Linked DNA regions of Mus musculus: region 1 is linked to region 2. Evidence: chromatin loops called from intact Hi-C (ENCODE). Cell type or tissue: heart. All regions are shown on one strand.

Region 1 (8,000 bases), 58 kb before region 2:
TTTGCTCTTCAGATTTTCTGGCTCTGTCTCCCAAGCACTGGAGATTCCAGGAGGGCTGCCACACCCGCTTGGCTCTTGGGTGCTCTCTGTGGGTCTGAACTCCAGTCCTGAAACTTGGGCAAAAAGCACTTTACCCTACAGAGACATCTTCCTAGGCCTGAACTTTTTTTTATTTTTTTTATTTTTTAAATACTGTCTGGGTTACTGATAGAGTTGAAGAGTCCTAAAGGCATACAACAGCATATTCCAGGTGAGCATAAGAAATAAAAACATGCATTAATAATACATGCATTAATAATTGGGAGGATCCTAAACTCTAATTTGGATATTTTCTTGTCTTGTCTTTTCTTTTGGTTTTTCAAGACAGGGTTTCGTCTAGGTAGCTCTGGCTGTCCAGGAATCCACTCTGTAGACCAGGCTGGCCTGTAATTCAGACATCTGCCTGCCTCTGTCTCCCAAGTGCTGGAACAAAAGGCATGCGCCACCCTCCACCAGATCTGGATCAGATATTTTCAGTCATAGATTCTCAAGGTATTTTTTACTCTCCAGAGAATAATTTGAATTTTCTTCTTACATTTATTGATTGTTTATATGTTGCACTGAGATGCCATGGCACCCAGGAAGACAATTGGTCAGGAATCTGTCCTCCATTTACACCATGTGGATTCCTAGCATCAAGCTCAGGTTGTCAGGTTTGGTGGCAAGTAACTTTACAAGCCGAGTCATCTCGCTGGCCCCAAAGACTAATAGGGTTTTTTTTAGTATGTCTAATCACAGATCTTTAAAACTATCTGTAAATTTCTTTGTCTACTGCCCAAATGTATGCAAATTACCATCAAATTGGTTTCCCTAGTAGTAGATTAGTTTGGAGGGAACTGTCTGGCTCACCTGAGTGATTCAAACCCCAGTGAGCAAACACTTCCAAGCTTGCTGGCAGAATTTGCCTGAGAGAGAAGCTGTTCCGTTACGATGATTTACCAGAGACTTTGAGGTGGTGTGAGCCTTGGAGACAAGGGAACATTTGCTGGATCTTACGAGGAAGACTCACAACAGGCTGAGGGCAGTCATAACACTCTGACGTGCAAAGTGGACTTGGGACTTAGTGCTGAACTTGAAATGGGGAGGAAGACTTCTGGGAACAGACTGCCTACCACATTGAAAGCTGGTGATAGAAACATGGAGAGAAACAACTTCAAGCCAGTTCAGGAGCTTTTGTTGCCATGGTCTGTCTGTCCGGCCGGCCGCCCACCTTCCTGCCTGCTTGCCCGCCTGCCTGCCTGCTTCCCATAAGGTGGCCTTTCTAATGCATCTGTTTGTGATTCCTAACTCAGTTCAGGCCACAGAGTGAAGCGGAAGGGACAGGAAGGGGATGGAAGAGAGGAAAAAGCCTGGGATCGTTACCGCTATGGGAGAAAGACCTTGTAGTCTGTGTGCATGGCAGGTCAGGAAGGATCGCAGGGGAGAGGCACGCCGGTGTAGAGTGGGCCACTGGCCAGGATGTCGAGGCAGATGACTTGGGATAGGAAAAGTTCAGAGATGGGCATTAGGCCTGAGAGGAGCAGTAGAAGGCTGGGCACAGGGTTCCACCACGGCAGAGGAGCCAGGTGTCCTGCATTGCTGAGGGAGTTGCCAAGACCCCATGCAGATTGGGTCTGCCGGGTGTTCAAAGGGAACAGGCTGTACGAGGGTCTCCCATCTACCCAAATATCTTGCTTTCAGCAATGCCATGAGGGAATCGAGCCAAAGTGGCAACATGCTAAGGGCAGCCACTGGATGGAAACCCACCCTTCCTTGGCTGCTTTCTAGTCTATGGTCTGTCTCCAAGAAGGCCTGGGGGCACACCTTCAGCACACACCTGCACGCAGCACACACCTGCACGCAGCACACACCTGCATGCACACCTGTACACAGAAGAGTGGGCAGAGCACCGAGTCTGGAGTACACATGGGCTCTGGGATGCCCCCCAGAGCTGGGCAGGAGACAAGGAACACTGGAGGGGAGCGGGGAGAGGAAACCCTGTTTCATGACTGAAACTATCTGGGAGACAGAACATTGAGAAGAAATAGGAGAGGCCTGGAGGACAGCGTCTAGATTCCAGCCATCCGATGCTTCTTGTGGAAGGTCAGCTGGACTATTTTGATAAAGAGGATCAAAGTTTAAGGGTCATTTACTTGGCTACGGAAGGACCTGGAAGTTGACCACACCTCCACCTGCATCCTTTCCTAGAGCCTACAGTTCATACAGATATGCTTTTTAAAGCTAATCTAAAATTGCCTGCTGCAGAAAATGATTTGAATTCAGGATCTGAGATTTCCATTCTGCAACACGAAAGACATTGATTTAATTTAGACAAACTACGCCACCGTAATCTATCTTGCTGATGCCTGAAAATAGGGCTTTCTCCTCTTAATTTTCAGTGTATTTGAAAGTCACTAATCCCTTCATTCAGGGACGTGCAGGCTCGAACACTGTGTGTCTTCGGGCCCTCTGAGAATCACTAAGCTAAGAAACTCTCTTGTCCCACAGTATCCTGCAACGTTGTCTGACCCTCCCTCCTGCTTAAGGCGGCCCCACAAAGTGAACCTGTCAGAATGGCTGCATCATTTGCCCCCTAACGCTTGTCCTGTGTGGAATGACTGGGGAGAGCAGCACCACATTAAGAGTGGCTGTGGTGGCACTTCTACCATCAAAGTGCTGCTACCCCACTTTCAGATGATAACACTTCAGGATTTGAAATAAGAATCAGGAACTCACCACAAGCAAACGTGCCCTTATTCCAGAATACAGAGAAATGAGGCTATAGACCAGAGCCTGGATTCCCTACAGAGAATTTAGCAATACCCAAAGCTCCTGGAACTGTATTGACAGTAAGTAGTTGCTCAAAAGAAACAATAATAACGTTTCTTAAAGCAGTGGTTTGGAAAAGGTTAAGAACCCAGCGTATCTGCCAGCTGGTGATGACTCTAATCATAGTCACCAGCCTTACATGGTGCTGGGTGGTTGCTCTGTTCCCTTTCCCCTCCTCCCATTAAAGGCCCACACACGGACTGCTGGGGCCTGGAGTGCCTTCCGATCCAGCTCCTGGCCTCTGCAGCAGGATCGTCTGCCAGCTCTGGAGCCTGCCTTGACTCTCAGTAAACACATGGGACATGAGCTAAATTCAAGAAATCCCATTTCCCCCTGCGTGGTTAAAGCCAGAAATGATGGCTGGATTCTAGGCTGCTCTCCTGCAGAGCTGCAGCTGCTACCCCACCCCCACCTCACCACCACCCCACCACCCCAACACCCCAACACCCCACCACCCCACCACCCCACCACAGGCTGCCTGCCCTGACAGCTGCTTGACCTTCACCCTGGAAAGCAGATGAGGGAAACTGAGAAAAAAAAAAAAAAAACTTTTTTTCAAAGTTTACGTGCAAGATTGAGTGCCTCTACAGCATCTGATGACATGCCAGGTTCTGGGGGCTGGAAAAATAGAAGCAAAGGCCTTCCTAATGCACTAGTAGCAGGGGTAAAATATATATGTGTAGTAATCAGTAAACAAAACAAGTTTTAGAGACCACCCATTATGGTAGTACCCTTCTGGGACTACCCTGGCCTTGGTTTCTTAGAAAAGAATTTAGACATAATCATGTTAGTGTGTGAGTGCACACATATGTATACACACACACACACACACACACACACACACACACACTTTGTGGATGAAGAAATCCAGGCATCTGGGAGCCAAAGAGAATTGCCTAAGAGATGCACCCACACCAAAGTGGAGGGAGAACTTGGAAGCACGTTTTCTGCTTTTTTCAATTACTAATTTGGTTTCTTTCCACGACACCCTTAGAAAAAGTCTCTAGTCTAAGAGGCCACTGTGAACTAGGAAGTCACAGAGAAGGCAGCTTCCAAGATCCAGTGTTTCTTCTCTGGCCTCCCCAGCACCATCCAGACCCAGCAAACCACTGGCTAAAGGAAATGGAGGCCTGGGGGGGGGGGGAATGTGGGGGGGGGGCGGCGAGCACTTTCTGACCCAAGAATGTGAGGCTGGTATTTTCCCCCAGCATAAAATAGAGAAAAACTGGGAGTTGGCCTTCCCGCAGTCCCTGACGTGTCTTGGGCTGAAAGCCAAGTACTTAATCCTTTCTACCATGGCTCCCTCCTTGGAGAAACAGTTTTGATTCGTTTTTAAAGACAGGTTCTTGCTACGTCACCCAGGCTGGCCCTGAACTCACTGCGTACTTTGATTTCTTGATGGCTGACTATGAGTACTGAAAACTCCAACCCGGCAGCGTGTAGTGCTGTGTGCCTCTCCTTATAGAGTTAAACTCAGCCAGGCCTGCCCGAGAGAAACCCTAAACTGGCGCCACATTCCTGCTGGAACTCTGTCACAGTCTCAGCTCAAACTGGCCTCCAGATGGACAAGGTAAAGGTGGGGGCATGAGGGCGGAGGGCGGAGGGAAGTGAGATCAGGACCTTGTGGCAACAGAGAAGCCAGTGGACTGGAAAGCCGGCCAGTGGTTAAAGAGGTCAGAGCAGCCAGGCACCAGTGAGTTCACTTACCTAAGATCGCCACCGACAGACGGCCCAGGGGGTGGTCGCTGGCTCTGCTCACGGGGATCCACCTTGGGCCGCTCAGACCTCCCTCGCCCTCTCCAGTCCCAGGTAAGTGGTGGAGCAGGCTCTCGAGCAGGAAGTGGATGCTGTATGCAAATCTCTACGGAGAGGAAGCCTCTGCTCAGCCTCTCCCCGTGGGGCAGTGAATCAACCGCCAAGAAGTCACTTTATTTCTTAAAACAGAAACCTCTTGCGTTCACCAGAGAGAACCAGCAACCAATTAGGCTGCATCCTGCTTTTACCACCCAGATAAGAAACTGTGAGGAATGCCCCGGGCTTCTGGGTTACTGCAGCGCCTGAGAAGGTGTCTCCCGGAGACAGAACTTGCGGTCTTCACACTGCTTATTCTTGAGCAGCTTCAAACGAGCCTGGGCCTGATAATGGGAGGGAATATGAAGCAAGAACTTTTAACTGTGTTTTTTAACTCACCAAAACAGATTTGCTGCCTGTAACTATGGGGCAAAGGATTCACTGCCTACAGCCCTGTGCAGGACTGTATCACACACACACACACACACACACACACACACACACACACACACACACCTCTGACTTCTCATTTCACAATCTTTTGATTTGGGTTTTTGTTTGTTTTGCTTTTTTGTTTGTTTTTGTTTTCGAGACAGGGTTTCTCTGTGTAGCCCTGGCTGTCCTGGAACTCACTCTCTAGATCAGGCTGGCCTCGAACTCAGAAATCCCCCTGCCTCTGCCTCCTAACGCTGGGATTAAAGGCATGTGCCACCACTGCCTGGCTCTCATTTCACAATCTTAAGTTTATTTCTTTCTTTTCCCTTTGTTTATTCAGTACACTACAGAATTTATTGCACAGACAGGGATCCTGGAGGCAGAACAATGGCACCATGCTATGTGTGGGTAATATAAATCCAGGTTATTTCTAAAGCACTGGAGGGTGATGGGAGCCAGTCCGGGTGTGAACTCTCAGGCCACCAGCCAGCACTGATCGCAGCCACTGAACTTCCCCCCTCTACCATAGAAAGTGTCTCAGACTGAGCCAGTCCAGTCTCTCCACTCTTGCATAGGGAACATTGCCCAAAATGTCCTCAATCAGATTGCCCCAGGTCTGCCTAAGTATTACACTTAAAGTTGTACCACACATTATAAACAAAGGGAATGTGGCTTGTTTTTAAAACTTTATAATAAAGTGGTACACATTGTGGTGTGTTCTTACAATGAAGTACTACTTAGCTGTTAAAACAATGAAAATTTGTATTCATTTGTATTATTTGTACAAACATGGGAAGGTGGCTTTGAGAAATTATTTAATAAAACATTATTCTTGACAATATATATATATATATGTAGTGACAGAGAGAGAGAGGTGTCCCCAGCATGTAGGACACTGCTTATGACATTGTAGGCAGTCACTGTATACCTGTTGGATCATCACGTCAGAAATGGCTGTAGCTGAGCCTGGTAACACAGGCCTGATAGTCCCATATTTATTAGCTCAGCCTTGAACTTTCTGCCTCGAACATTATTATTAGATCTTAGGGGTTGGGGGAAAACAACACTCCTTGTGGAGTGGCTGAAACGAGGGTAATTGGGGAGGGGCAGCTGTCAGCATTGAAAGGAGAACAGGAAAGGAAGGCATGGAAGGGGTGGTAGAGGAGAGAAGATGAACTCATTTCTCATAGCTGTCCTTAAATGGGCTGAGATGAGCCTCAGAGTAGTTTCTGGAAACCTCTGCCTTTGGAACCCTTTCCATGAGGAGTCAGGACAGCCAGTCTCCACCCAATGAGAGCTGTGGCCTGGGGGAAAGGCAGCAAGCCTAAGGCTTGTCTGAGGTTGCTGGGCACCCCTCCTCTCTGAATCCATCCTGAGTTTGGGGAATGGGATAACAGCTCCTTGCTGAGAGCATCTGCTGGGCCCCTCCTGGAAAGCAGCCCAAGGATGTAAACTGTTTATAGAGAGTCTCCTGCGCCGAGAAACTTCTGTCTGCGCATGCCTGGCAAGCTTAGACTGAAAGGAATGACAGAGGCCATGCCTGAGGACTGGGACATCAACATCTCAGGTTCCCAGATGCTATCCACTGCTGTCTGGATGCTCGTGTGTAACCTCCAGGGAGCAGCTCTTTCCTGAGGACCTTTGCACACCTTTAACAACCTTTAACCTTTAACCTTTAACTTTCAAGCAGACCCGAGAGGTGCAGAAGCTGCCATTTGCGCTGTGCCTTCGAAGAACACAACACTCAAGAGACACCTGGTAGCTTCTAGAAGGGCACATAGCTAATTTGTGGAGCAGCCAGAGCTGTCTCGCTTGTAGTGTCTTTCCTCCCTCGGCTGCTTGGCTCTGGACTGTTTCCTACAAGTTTGAGTGCAGCTGAGGTACTTCCCTTTCTTTATACAATTCTTGACAACACTCAAGAGGGGAAGGAAGGAAGCAGTAAACAGGCATGGCCATGGCTGCCAGTCACTTGGGTCTGTGTTTACTGTGTTTACACATGGATCGCTGCTGTCAAAGTCAAAAGGAGCAGGTCGTGGTGTCAAGACATGGGCTAACCATCTCACGCTGAGTTAAAAAGTCCAGAAGTCATTCTGTAGACCAGGCTGGCCTTGAACTCAGAGATCCGCCTGCCTCTGCCTCTTAAGTGCTGGGAGTTCCAGGACAGCCAGGGCTACAGAGAAACCCTGTCTTGGAAAAAAAAAAAAAAACCAAAACCAAAACAAACAAACAAACAAAAAAATCCAGATGTAAAGGATTTATGTTTGCCAAGTTCTAGGGCTTGTTTTGGTTGCCTTTCTGTTGCTGTGAGAAGATACCATCACCAAGGCAACTCAGAAAAGAAAGTGTTTAGTTAGGCATTACTGTTTCAGAAAGTTAGACTATGTGGTGGTTTGAATGATCGGCCATAGGGAGTGGCAGTATTAAGATATATTGCCTTATTAGAGTTGGTGTGACCTTGTTGGAAGAAGTATGTCATATGTTACCGCCTCCTATGCTCAGGCTCTGCCCAGTATGGAAAAGACCCTCCTTGCTGCCTGCATAAATGAGTCTCCACCTGGCTGCCTTCAGATCAAGACGTAGAACTCTAGGCTCTCCAGCCCCAAGTCTACTTGCATGATGCAATTCTTCCATTGATGATAATGTACTGAACCTCTGAACCTATAAGTCAGCCTTGGATATACTGTCTCTTCACATCAATAAAACCCTAAGTTAGTACTAGGGACTAGGGTATTACTGTGATAGGCCTGATCATGCTTTTGTTTGGAAGAATGTGGATTTTGGGACTTTGGATTTTAAATGCAATGGAATGCTTTAAGTGGGACTTAATGGGCCATCCTTGTAGGAATATGAAAGACTTTGTTGCTGAGAGTTCTGCATCTTGTTCCAAAGGCAGACAGAAGACTGGCTAGGAAAAGGATCTTAAAGCT
Region 2 (8,000 bases):
ATTTCTCCTTTTATTTTTCCAGGTACTCTCTCCAGACCTCCCAAAGTCCAGGGAATATATGAACAATTCTACGCACTGGCTGAAACAGACACATACCAACGGCAGCTTTGTCAAAAGAGTAGACACTGCAACTGACTGAGTGACGAGTGCAACAGAATAGCTGTCTTCCAACCAACCAAAGGCCAGAACACACGTGGGTGGGCGGCCCTGCAAACCTGCCACTTCTGCAGTGAACCTTTGCAATGGTCAAGATGTTCTGGCTCAGCAAGGACTCAGTGAGTTTGCCATTCATAAACAGTACTTCAATTAAGTACACCATGCATGATAATATTCTTAAAAAATACCCTTCCGTTACCCAGTTTGATCTCAGCTCTCCTCTGCTCCAGAGCTCAGGAGAACAGCATGTCTCCACTCTTTCCGAGGACCCAGGTGATGGGCCTGAGTTCACAGAACTCCACAACCTGCTGCTCTGAGATGTCCCTTCAACTCCTTCTTTCATGTTTTCAAACATGGTCATGGCTGTAACAGCTCCAGTCCTTCTGCCTAAAACATTGTAGCTGCGAGCCTCTGGCCAAGTGGACTGCACTCACTTCCTGACATGATCTCTGTATTATTCTTTCTGAGTCATTTTGCTGGCTTCCTTCTCAAACACGAGAAGTCAGCTCTCCAACTCTTCCTTCAAACTCAGACATTGTGCAGTTGCCACGCAGACTGTCATATGTACCCATGTTTTCTTTCCCTTATCCTTTGGGTCCTTGCCTCTCCTCTTCTTGTAGGCATCAGTATTATTCTTTGAGCTGTCCAAGAACTCAGTAGACCCTCCTCACTTTTCTTTCTGGCTCTTGAGGAAAGGAACAAAAGCCACTTCAACAGGCAGAACGCCGAACAGATGTCACTTCCAGACTCTGTACCTCTTGGCAGGGGACCCGATTTGCTCCAGCCTCAGCGCCTCCTTTTGTTAACAGAACACCTTATCCATCACCTTAGCACAAGGTCTCACCAAAAAAGTATTAATACTTTACTGCTTCCCACTTGTGTGGCTTCTCAAGGGACCTCAGAGCAGACGTACCTGTAGTCTGTGGTTTATTTTCTAGTCATGCGTGGACTTCACCATGGCTGTGGGAATCGGGACAACTGCATGGTGTAAATAAATGTTTTAACAATGGAGATGATACTCAGGCTATCTGATATCAAATTTCTTTTTCGAACTGAGCTTTTCATTCAAAGAGAATGATACTATATTGTGTATGGATGGGGCCTTCTGTCTCAGGCCCCTTGCTTCCCTGTATAAGCTCTCTTAAAAACCCATCTGTCTGCTTGCTGTTGTGAGCTGCCACACGGGTGCTGAGAGAGAGGCCAGTGGAGTTAATGGTGCTTGCTCAGCGAGCCTGCAGTGCACCGCTGCATGTGTTATCAGATTACCCAGTGTTTTCCCTTATCTTACAGGAACAACCAGGAGGTTTGGAGAGCCACTCCATGGATCAGAGTACAAATGTGGAGCAGAGGGATACTGACCAGAGGGTACAGATGGAGATGAAGGACTGACCCTGAGAAGACAATAATTACTAGTTTTGTTTACTGTTAGCCCCCTCACCAGTCACCTGGGGCAGCAGTTTTTATTAAAACCGCTGTATTAATAAAATCAGAAATGCTGGTTGGGAGAGCTGCGGCACACAAAGGTGATTTGAAGTGGATAATGCAGCATTATACTTTCTGGGCTTTTCCTTTCTTGTTTTCTTTTTCTTTATTTTTGGAGACAAGGGCTTGCTACGTAGCCCAGGCTGACCTGAAACTAACAGTAATAATCCTGCTCCTGTCTCCCAAGTGCTGGGATTCCAAGCCTGAGCTTTCGATAATACAGTGCTACAAAGAACTCCTCTGTCCTCTGAAGAGAGGAGTGAAAAAAGAGGGTGAAGGTGCCAGTGTGGGAGGCAGGGGCCTGACCACAGCTAAGACCAGACAGCGGCAGAGCGCTGCGCTCAGGCTGTACTGGGAGACTGCCCCTTCTTATGCCCTCCAGCTTCACGGACAGCCTCCTATCCTTTCTTCCCCTTATCAGCCACGTCAGCCAAGAGAAACCTTGCAGGGGAGGAGACAGCATTCCGAGCTCTCTGAAGGAACACAGTGTACTGCAGTGCTTTGGCCCTGGGGCCCATGGGCTGCGGAGGCAGAGGACCCATCATGCACTGCTAAGGTCAGCTGTTTTCAGACTGTTTCTCATGGCCCCTCTACCTGGACAGTCCACACTTGCCTCCTTGAGGGAGTCTGCCCCTGTCAGCAGCTTGAACACAAGAATACCTGTCTTCATGGCATGTGATCATGCCGGGGGGGGGGGGGGGGGAGGGAGGGGGCAGAGCGGGCGCTTGGCTCTTTACAGGAGGTGCGAGCAGTTTTGCTTGCTCACCTTACTCCTCCAGGTCATTACCAAGTGACTAGTTCTGCTCAAGGAAGTTAAGCAGCTGACACTTGCTGAAAGAACGATTTGAGGAGGCTTCCAATGCACAGACAAACAGATTTGCTTAAGAGAAGAGCCCTGTTCTGCCAGATCCCGCCAGCACACAAGCAGGTGTTCAGTCGAGGGCCACGGCTTGGCATGGCCAGGACATTCTGCCTATCGGGTTACTGGAATATGAAATTTGAACGTGGGGTCAACTTCTCAGAACTCTGGGGACAGAGGCTACCTTGCGGCTGGGAACACTCACCCCGTGTTGGCCATATGTGAGGATAACCGGGCAGAGTTATAAGGCTCTGGAGGCTATGGGGCAGCTTTAAAAATGTTTAAAAACCTATGAGTCTTCCTTTTTTTTTTTTTTAAAAAAAAAGTTCAAATGTTTCCCCTTTTATTCACACATTCCCTTTATTTGCTTCTACAGAGTCTACTGTGGGCAGACACTGCTGGGAATCAGAACATGGAAGATGCCCCGTTCCTCTCAAGGAAGGCAGAGCTGCCGGGAGTTCCAGACAGAGGCAGGCAGAGAGACCTCTGTGAGGTTGATGTCAGCTTGGTCTACATAGCCACTTCTCGGCTAACCCAGTGAGATGCTGTCATAGACAAATTCCTTGGGGTGTCCAAGATGTAAAGGGAGAGAGACAGCAGAGACACCCGAAGTCAAGTCTTCCCCTCACACTGCTCACTGCACACACGTTAGGAGAACACTCACACCTACAATACACAGCTACACCTAAGGCTCCGGACACTGCAAAGAGGAGGCAGAAAGACTCTAAGAGCCAGGGGACCAGCATTCTGTGAGGTTTTGTCTCCTAGTAACATCAGAAGCTACGCCTGTAAAGTCTCACCAGCATCACTGCCTAAACATGACCTGACGAAGGAGGACACCAATGGTTATGTCAACTGAATGGAAAAAAAGCCCAATGAGACCTGAACCCTACACAAAAACTATTGGCAACTGAGTGAAGCTGGAGCGAGAGGTGGCCCTCCCCAGGGAAAAGCACACCAACTCGTCATCTAGTGTGGAATGGTGACACAAGCAACCCTGTATGGACTTAGCAGGCTGTATTTAGAAATATATATGCATGTGTATACAGACACATCTATGCATGCAATATCAACTGATGAAAAAAGAGGCTATGAGTTTGAAAGAGTGTGTGGGGAGGGGTAACTAGGAAGGTTTAGAAGGAGGAAAGGCCAAGGAGAAACATTGTAACGAGAATACAAGCTCAAAACTAAACCCCAACAAAAAGAGTAAAAAGCATGCTTGCTTACAACCCCACAAGCCACCAGTCATCGCTCCAGGCCTCTGGCTCCCTGGCTCCTTGGCTCCCTGCAGGTGGCACAGTGCCCCTAGACACCCACCTGGCCCAAGGCTAGCTCCTATCAGAGTTATAGTCAGCGAGCACCTCTTAGTGACTTCCACTGTCACCATCTCCTAACCACATTCCTCTTTTGCTCCACTCAATGCTACTAGCCAGGGTGAGTGTAGTTTGTTGGTTTGTATTGCCTATATTCTTCAAGAAAAAAAAAACGTTCCTGAGGGCAGGAACTCTCGTGTTACTTCACTGCTATAATCCTTGGGTCTGGAAAAGCACTCAATGCATAACAGGCATTCAATAAATATTTGTGGACTTGTGCAGGGTGCGGCCTTCTGGAGTTATCTGGAGGGCAAGGGCAAGAGCCCTTGGCATCTTTAATCAGGACCAGAGTGAGATAATTCATCTGTTTTCCAGGATAACATTTCTGCTGGCGACAATGACAAAATGGTGGAGGATGAGGGGAGGAAGGGAGAGGAACGGGGTGGGGGGGGCAGGAAGTTCCATTAGGAGGTCACCACCCAGTGGTGACAGCCTGATACAGGCAGGGGCAGGGAAGGCGGAGGGGGAAAGAATTTGAGAAAGCTTCTAGAGGTGAAATGTCATGCTAAAATGCAAAGCTACGATTTTACTCAGCAAGCTCAGGAAACAGCTTTGGCGCCAGCATTACCATTGCGCACATACAACAATCCCTTAGCCTAAACACAGTTCTAATCTCGATGCAAAGAACACTTAAAGCGCTGCATACAGAAAGCAGGCTGGACTCCAGCAAGGATGGCACAGCTGATAGGCTGTCTAGGACTGTGAAAGGCAGCCTGTTTTCTGGTTGAGTTAGGTTTAAACCCTGGAGACCCAGCAGGTGTTCCTGCAAGGGACAGAAGGCGTTTGCTACGCCCCCAGACACTGGGCTCCTGACATGAGGCCCCAGCTCCATAATTCTGTGGCCACCAGTCACACAGGGCCCCAAGCTCCTGGTATTCTGTCTGGACTCCACCCCCACGGTTACTTGGCAACAGCCAGATATGCTCCTCCCCACCGTTACCTGGCAAGCTCAGGTTTCAAAAGGGATGTTTGCCCCCTACTCCCTCTCTTACTCCTGTTTCTGGGTTGCTTCTCTCTTGCTCTCCTCTCCGCACCCCCCTCCCTCCAATGTGGCCATGGCCGGTCTCTACTTCCCTAGTCTCTTCCTTCTCTTTAAACACCTTAAGACCATGGACTGTCTCTTCTCATGGGGACCCGCAGTGGGGAACAATGCTCTAAAGAACAGAACCTAATCTCACACAGAAGGCCTCTCTGCATTCTCAGCCACCCTTTTAACCAACCTGAGTTGACCACTGAGCAAGCCAAAGACTCTCCTCCCCTCGGGAACCAGCCTGAGCTCTCTTCCCACTCTTTTCCAGAGCCAGCCCCTAAGGCCCCTACTCTGTTCTCAGCTCTTCTGAGGCATTCTGTGGTACCCAAGAGCTAGAACCTGCTGTCCTCAGCCTCTGTGCAGGCCCGGGGACCCCAAGCCAACCCCGGCAGGTCCGCAGAGACCTCAGAATGAGCTACCCTGCCCCCAGAGCAGGGTCCTGCAGCTTCTCAAGCCTGACAGTGGCATGGGGTGCACCAAGTCAGACTTCCCATGTCCTGCCTTACCCAGCAGCCTGAGCCCTGGGCAGGATGCGGGACCCCATTTTTAGCCCACAGGGCTGCAGCAGGCGAGCTGTGCGTTGCAATGGTGTCCGTCTCTGTCACCCATCTTGGAAGTGGATAGGGACCTGACCAGCTCCCTTTAACCTCAGGACAACACTTCAATATTCCTCTACGGCTTCAAGGCCTTGTTCAGTTTCAGTGTGTCCTTCTTTCCTTCCTCCGTCTCTGGTCAGTTCAGTGAGCACAGCCTGAGGACACCAGCAGCGCCTACTCAGTGCTAGGTTGCCCTTCATCTGGCCACGCCTCTAGCATCACTCAGTTCTTCTCCAAGGCTCCCTTCTACGCTGACTGCACTGACTTACATGCTGGGTGGAAATGTCTGGGGATCTTTGCCAAGCTCATTTGTAAGTCAGCCCCCATCTCCTTTCACTGTCACTTATGAGCCAGAGCACTTTCCTATGTGACGTGGGGACAAAGGGCCAATCTCAGGTATGAAAGAACTCAGGCAAGTTTATCACCACCTTCCATTCTTGAGAAGAGAATTACATGAAAATATGTTCTAGGAAACTGAGAAATTAGTGTGTCAAAGTGCATAATGGAAGCATCTGATACACAGAGACCTGGACTTTCTCCTGGACTCCCACCAGCAGGGAATGGGAGATCCAGTGCAGGAGGGCTGAAGCAAGGTGAGCACTCAGCACAGGCTGGCCGACTGGGCCACAGCGACAACCATGGTGACATGTGGACAATGCTAAGTGCTACCCTCTGCTAGGCTAGCAACCCTGTAACTATAATGTCTCTGCAGGAGCTCCTCCCTTAGAGTTTCTGTCACTTTCAGAAGCCCAACTGAGTAGCTGAGTTACAAAATAAAACTAAGCAGTGTCCGTGGCTATGAGAACAGGTCTGGAATGGCCTCTCTGCTGCAGGCAGCTCTCTGGGCCATCAAGTCAACCTGCCAGGCTCCAATGGCTCTTCACGGCAGCACACAGACCCCTCACAACTGGCTCGGTCCCCTTTCTAAGGCCATCAAGGACGTCACCTCATCCATCGTCTCAGACCCTCCCTACAGTCTCTGCAGCTTTTCCGGGTGACAGGCAGGACGACACATCTTGTTCATCGTGAGCGAGCCTCTTGCTCTCCATGGTCTCATTTACTTGCCTTCTCCCTTGCCCATGGCCCCTGCAGGCAGCTGCAGTCATGGAAGGCATAGTAAATACACATACTCTGCTGGACCCAGTTCTCACTTAACTCCTCTGCTCTCTTCATGGGTCTCTCAATGAAGGGCTATCTTGTGTCCCCGATTCTGCCATATATATAATGAGAACTCAGGTCGGGGAGCACACACAGTCTGCCCATCTAAGTAACCTCCCCTCCATAAGCACGGCACAAACACTCTCCCGCAGTAACGCTCCGTGAGGGCAGGACTATTTAGTGGCTCATGGTTTTCCCTCCAGCTCGAATAGTACCTGCTCGGGGACAGGAACTCATCAGTGCCACCTGAGAGCTGAATGGCTCATTTGTGCTACTTCCCAAGGGAACAAATGCTAGGCCAGGCCACACAAAATGATGCTGAGTGAAGGCATCCACTCAGACTTGTAAACCTAGGTTATTTTCTTTGTGCTAAAACCCAACCTGACAAAACCCCGGTCTCCAAATACTTCCTCTTCTGAGCCCCCACACCCACCTCTTTGTCTTGGCCTCTGTGTGTGTGTGTGTGTGTGTGTGTGTGTGTGTGACCCAAGAACAAAAAGCATCTTTGTGTTACTGTAAGAGAAAGCTTCACGGAAATGCAAAACAACATTAACCTTTTCCTGTGATTGCTTTTAACACACCGGGTGTCTATAAACCTGGGGAGATCAGGAAGAAATTAGTTCAAAATATAGACAATAATAATTTTTAAAAAGTGCCTTCTCACTTTTAAAACCTGGAGACGGTATATTTTCATCCTTGAGAAGCAATTCAAAAGCACCCCTGCTGGGCCCCACCCCCTCCTGGGCAGCCCTTTCTTCTCTGCCAGTTGACTATTCCCAGAGTGTCTGCCCACTTGTGCATGCCGGAAGCAGCAGCCGCTGCAGCAGCCGCAGCCACAGCAGCAGCAGCAGCAGCAATAAAGAAGACGCACACACCCACACCTCCCAATGCTGGGCTGGGGCTTCAGAGCCTGGCACTTGTGAATCCTGCCTCAGTGCCAATCTTCCTCCCTTAGAGGTCTTGAGGCTGTACTAGCCTAGACAGAGGGGCTCTTTATGAACACTTCTCTGTTCTCTGATGATGACCAGAAACAATCAGACAAAATGAACAAAGGGATTACAAATTAATCGGCTCTCGCTGGCTCCTCTGACTGCAGAGATATGATTACAAGCCCAGGATTTGCAAGAGCCCTACATTCCTCATTAATCTCTACTATCGGTGCCATCACTGTGGGCCTTTTCTTTTCTCCCTTTTTAAGAGGCAGGGAATGAAGGGAGTGAGCCAGCTATGCTCTTTCTTTGCTCAGCAGTAACTGAAAAATATGTCCTTAACATTTCACAAAGCAGACCGTCCCTGCCCTGAAACCAGTAAAGTGTGGAGGCGAAATGGTGCGTGTCCTTTATGTC

What was found. Peaks named below come from ENCODE experiments on the same cell type or tissue, not always from the same donor. Only the 100,000 strongest peaks of a DNase experiment are listed, where the experiment ranks them.
Region 1: it touches region 2 in a loop (2.1-fold over the local background); 10 of 42 quality-filtered maps call a loop at or near these places.

Annotation. Positions count from the first base shown.
Region 1 is chr10:39,609,901-39,617,900 of GRCm38, reverse strand. Traf3ip2 (TRAF3 interacting protein 2) reads right to left here and starts at 4,967. Exons shown (of 9, transcript NM_134000.3): 1 at 4,555-4,967. It overlaps Gm16364 (predicted gene 16364), which reads left to right and starts at 4,219. Exons shown (of 6, transcript NR_152259.1): 1 at 4,219-4,417. In heart, no CTCF peak of the experiment used is centred here; DNase peaks (open chromatin) are centred at 1,720, 3,080, 3,800 and 4,500; H3K4me3 peaks cover 3,075 bases; H3K27ac peaks cover 4,519 bases.
Region 2 is chr10:39,552,159-39,560,158 of GRCm38, reverse strand. All of the region lies in intron 13 of Fyn (Fyn proto-oncogene), which reads right to left. It overlaps Gm16364 (predicted gene 16364), which reads left to right. Exons shown (of 6, transcript NR_152259.1): 3 at 23-275; 4 at 1,447-1,679; 5 at 2,060-2,194; 6 at 2,874-4,088. Among named protein-coding and RNA genes, the nearest start is that of Gm40627, 34 kb to the left of the region's middle. In heart, a CTCF peak has its summit at 4,319; DNase peaks (open chromatin) are centred at 577 and 2,098; H3K4me3 peaks cover 592 bases; H3K27ac peaks cover 6,621 bases.